2 separate regions of the Homo sapiens genome follow, and region 1 is linked to region 2. A link is an interaction called in ENCODE POLR2A ChIA-PET data of the cell type or tissue named here. Cell type or tissue: GM12878. All regions are shown on one strand. Region 1 overlaps ZPR1 (ZPR1 zinc finger). Region 2 overlaps SIK3 (SIK family kinase 3).

What was found. ChIA-PET counts read pairs that join two places held together with the same protein. Peaks named below come from ENCODE experiments on the same cell type or tissue, not always from the same donor. Only the 100,000 strongest peaks of a DNase experiment are listed, where the experiment ranks them.
Region 1: POLR2A ChIA-PET joins it to region 2 with 13 read pairs; 3 of 35 experiments call an interaction of 5 or more read pairs at or near these places.

Annotation. Positions count from the first base shown.
Region 1 is chr11:116,783,774-116,786,273 of GRCh38, reverse strand. ZPR1 (ZPR1 zinc finger) reads left to right here. Exons shown (of 14, transcript NM_003904.5): 5 at 392-478; 6 at 638-760; 7 at 1,128-1,175; 8 at 1,353-1,419; 9 at 1,826-1,896. Among named protein-coding and RNA genes, the nearest start is that of ZPR1, 3.0 kb to the left of the region's middle. In GM12878, no CTCF peak of the experiment used is centred here; no DNase peak of the experiment used is centred here.
Region 2 is chr11:116,979,093-116,981,592 of GRCh38, reverse strand. All of the region lies in intron 1 of SIK3 (SIK family kinase 3), which reads left to right. Among named protein-coding and RNA genes, the nearest start is that of SIK3, 120 kb to the left of the region's middle. RefSeq lists enhancers at 945-994, 1,145-1,204 and a silencer at 1,164-1,364. In GM12878, no CTCF peak of the experiment used is centred here; a DNase peak (open chromatin) is centred at 1,272; H3K4me3 peaks cover 724 bases; H3K27ac peaks cover 659 bases.

The sequences.
Region 1 (2,500 bases), 200 kb after region 2:
TCCCCTTGGGTTATCTGTGTTTCCTGAGTATTCCACTGCATCTTATATTTATTATGACAGAAGTAATATATTATAGCTGCATCTTTAGTTATTTGTCTCCTTAATTGGTTGGGGAGTCCCATGAGAGGACTGATATATATACTATTATATCTCTAACGTGGCATGAGTGCCTGGGCTAAATGGTTGAATGAGTGAGAAAAAGGAGGCTCACCTGTCACCACCCGTCAACTTCAGGCTTGTTTGCTACATCTCATTGTGAAGCCTGAGTCACTCTGTTTCCACTCACACTGAGATAGGTGGTGACTTCCTAATGGAAGTAACATGGGCATGACAAGGGGCAGGGCATAAGGTACACCACCAGGGCTGATGCTTTACTCTCTGTTCATGGCAGGCAAACAAAGATGCTACAGCTGAAAGAATTGATGAGTTCATTGTCAAACTGAAGGAGCTAAAGCAAGTAGCCTCCCCTTTCACTCTGGTGAGTATTGAGAGGCTGGAGTTGCCCTTGATTAGGGGAGGAGGGACCATTAAGACTGCTGGGATTTTCCACTGTGATGCCTGCGTGGTCTGATAGTAGGTGATGTAGGATTGTTTATGATTTTCTTTTGCAGTGACTCTCTCTTCTCCCATTTGTTAGATCATTGATGATCCCTCAGGGAACAGTTTTGTGGAAAACCCACATGCTCCTCAGAAAGATGATGCCCTGGTGATCACACACTACAACCGGACCCGACAGCAGGAAGAGATGCTGGGGCTTCAAGTAAGTGGACTGAAGGATCCAGAAGAATGCTCTGGAATTATCGCGCACTCTGGATTGCTTGGAGTCAGTGGAACTTATTTTGCTGCTGCTGCTCTGTGTGCCCTATCTCAGCTTGTTTGTGCTTCTCATCTTGCTTATGTCCAGGACTTGGGTAAACTTCACAGAAAGGATGGCAGTGGCTGTGATCCTATCTTAAGTCCTGTTCTTCCTTTGGTTGGGGCTTTACTTTGTGGTTTCTCTAACTGATGAGGTGGCACCTGACATAACTGATGAGGTGGCACCTGAGCATTTCTCCCACTCCAGGGCAGGGTGTTGGGGACACTGAGGTATACCTGCCAACTTGCGACCTGCATCTTTGCTATTTTAGGAAGAAGCACCAGCAGAGAAGCCAGAAGAGGAAGATCTCAGAAATGAAGTGAGTCACATTGGCTACTGGTGAGGAAGGAGCAGAGTTGTGGGCTGAGACTGATGCTGTTCAGCATCTGTCTTCCTTGTCACCAACATAGATGACCACTAGCATACCAACTGAGTGTCTTTAGCCTGAACATCCCATCTGGGAGGGCTCACCCTTTGTCCTCATGTTGTGTTCCAGGTGCTCCAGTTCAGCACAAACTGCCCAGAATGCAATGCCCCCGCTCAGACCAACATGAAGCTAGTACGTATCTTTTGCCAAGCAGTTGGGTTGCTCTTCATCTGACTCAGGCATGAAGATTATAATCAGGCTGGGAGCATCCCTTTCAAGGAAAACACATGCTTTATACCCAGTGATAAGGAAGATATTATCTTTGATTAGACTGTGTACCTTGGGTTTTGTGTTCAAAGAGAAAATTAGGCCATGGTCACTAGGCTGTGTGTGTGTGACCTGAGCCATGCCTTCAAATGTGTGAACAGGGATTGCCATGGGTTGGGAACTTGCCCTCTTCTGGAGGACTCTGTGGGCTGCCTCTTGTGAATATTTCCTGCAGTTCTGGGACCAGCATATGTTTGTGTGGGGTTTGGCTTTGTTTTTCCCCAGATGGTGGTCTTGTTCGCCTGGAAGTAGATTTCCTTAACTCCGTTTTCCAGAAATCCCTCACTTTAAGGAGGTTATCATCATGGCTACCAACTGCGAGAACTGTGGGCATCGGACCAATGAGGTGGGTGGGCGCCATTATTTGGGAAGAAGACTAGCTTAAGGGTAACCCCCTTTTAACTATCATTCTTCCTAAGTACTTCAGTACTCGGGGGCAGGGGGTGTAGAGTAGCTTGGGTCTTTTTCTTAGGTCTAGTGCAGGGTGATGAGCCCTTGAAGGAATGGGAATTAGCCTAGAGAAGAAAAGTTAGAGATTCTATAACTTGTTTAAGACATATTAAAGGTTGATGATATGGAAGAGAGAAGTCTTTTGACCCACTCCTCAGAGGTGTGGAAGTTCAGGGAGGCAGACTTTGACTTCACAATGAAGAACTCAATAGAGCTGTCTGAAAATAGAATGAGCTGCCTTAGAGAATTATAAATTCCCTTCCCCTGAGTGTATCTGAGTATAAGCTAATTAAATTCTTTAACCAGAATATTATAAAGGAGACCCACACATTGGATGCAGTGGATGAAAGGACTGCAATAAATGCTTAAAAGTCTCTTTCAACCCCAAAAGTCTTTTTTTTTTTTTTTTTTTTAAGGTAAATTCAGAGTTTATTGGCAATTTGGGATAAGTTTTGGCACGTTACCAGGGTTGGGCACTGTTCCTGGCCAGCTCTTGGTGT
Region 2 (2,500 bases):
AACAGTATTTCCTGACTCCTGCTCTTCTAGAACCTCACTATTGTACTATCAAGAAGTAGAATCTTTTTCTGTTGAAGCTGGGCAGTCCTTTGTGACTGCTTTGACCAAAAGAATATGACAGAAGTGATATTATTTCATTTCTGAGGCTAAGTCATAAAAATACCACACATTTCTTTATTCTCTTGGGATGCTCATTCTTGGAACCCATCAGCATACTCTGAAGAAGCCCATGGAGAGATCCATGTGGAAAGGAACTGAGGTCTCAGGCCAGTGGCACCAGCTATAGGCTTCCAGCTGATGGTCAGTACTGACTTGCCATCTTTTTAAGTAAGCGATCCTGCAAGTGGATCCTTCAGTTCTCTATCAAGCTGCCCTGGGTGATGCCATGTGGAGCAGAGGCAAGCTCTTCTCTCTAAGCCCTGAACAGATTACTAATTTGTGAGCAAAATAAGTAATTATTGTTATTTTGATCCACTAAATTTTGGAGTGGTTTGATATGCATCGATTGACAGGTAACTAAACATCGGTGGTAACCATCAGTCTTATAAAGCCTACAGATGTTTAAAGAAATAAAGGAGGAGGTTAAAAATATGATGAGGAGACTCTTAAAACTGATGAGGAAAATATGGAAGAAGAACTCAGTCTCTGTAGAACTTCTAGAAATAAAAAACATGCAGATGCCCCCAGACTTATGATGATGATCTGATTGTAATTTTTCTTTCTTTATTTCTTTTTTTTTTTCGAGACAGGGTCTTGCTCTGTTGCCCAGCTGGAATGCAGTGGCATGATCTCAGCTCACTGCAGCCTCCGCCTCCTAGGTTCAAGTGATCCTCCCACCTCAGTCTCCCTAGTAGCTAGGAATACAGGCAGGCACCACTATACTCAGCAAGTTTTTTATTTTTAGTAGAGACAGGGTTTTACCATGTTGCCCAGGCTGGTCTTGAGCTCCTGAGCTCAAGTGATCTGCCCACTTCGGCCTCCCGAAGTGCTGGCATTATAGGCATGAGCCACCTCAGCTGACCTGATTATGATTTTTCAACTTTACGATGGTGTGAAAGTGATATTCATTCAGTAGAAATTATACTTCAGTACAGTATTCATGAAATATTCAGCACTTTATTGTAAAATAGGCCTTGTGTTAGAATTCAAGCTGTCTAAACCACCTTGTTTTGTTTTGTTTTGTTTTAGGCTTTTAGCAGTGTGAAGCCATTGTTTTTAGTTTCTCTCTCTAGTGATAAGCGGAAAAGAGGGTTGAGGAAGGGGCTTTACCGAACCAACCAGAAACAGGAACTAAGAACCCAAGCCTGTGTTCCCTCCCTTGGACACCCCTGTAAGATGATTTTGCTCAGTCGTAGGCTAACATCAGTGTTCTGAGCATATTTAAGGTGGACCAGGCTATGATGTTTGGTAGGCTAGGTGTATTAAATGCATTTTTGACTTAGTAATATTTCAACTTATGATGGGTTTATAAGGACATAAGCCCCTTGTAAATTGAGGAGCATTTGCAGCGAAAAATACAGTGGAAAGAGGATACAGAGTAGAGTAAATTAATGAACTGGAAAATGGATCTGAAGAAAATTTCTAGAATTTAGTACAGAGAAAGAAGAGATGGAACATATGAGAGGTTTAGTGACATAGAGAATGAGACGATAACATCTGTCTGATCTAGTGGATCCCAAACTTTTTAAATCTTAGGATCCCTTATGCCTTATGCTCTCTCTCTCTCTTTTTTTTCTTTGTTTGTTGGAGATGGAGTCTTGCTCTGTTGGCCAGGCTAGAGTGCACTGGCATGATCTTGGCTCACTGCAAACTCCACCTCCCAGGTTCAAACGATTCTCCTGCTTCAGCCTCCCAAGTAACTGGGACTACAGGTGTCCATTACCACGCCTGGCTAGTTTTTGTATTTTTAGTAGAGATGAGGTCTTGCCATGTTGGTCAGTCTGGTCTTGAACTCCTGACCTCAAGTGATCTGCCCACCTTGGCCTCCCACAGTGCTGGGATTATAGGCATGAGCCACTGCACCCAGCCTACTCTTTAAAATTATTGAGGACCCAAATTGCTTTTGTTTATGTGAGTTACACTTATAATTTGGCCACATTTTTGCATATATGTTATAGATCCATTAAAAGTTTACTTTAAAAAAGAAACATCATAGAGTGAGAAGGTGAGCCACAACTTGGGAAATGTACTAACAAAGGTTTGTTAGCCAGAATATAAAAGAACTCCTCAAATAAAAAAAAAAATTAGGAAAAATGGAAATAGGAAAGTCATGAAAAAGTTAATTTTACAGGAGTAGAAACAAATGGTTCATGAACATATGAAAGATCCTCAACCCTTTTAGTAATCAAGAAAATGCAAATTAAAATGGCAAGGAACTGTCTATCTCCTGCTCGTCTCCTTTCCCCCACCAAACAGGGAAAAATTAAAAATATAGTTACAGTTGTTAGAGATGATATGAGCAGTAGGAGCAGTCATACTGTTAGGTACCTTCATTTTTGAA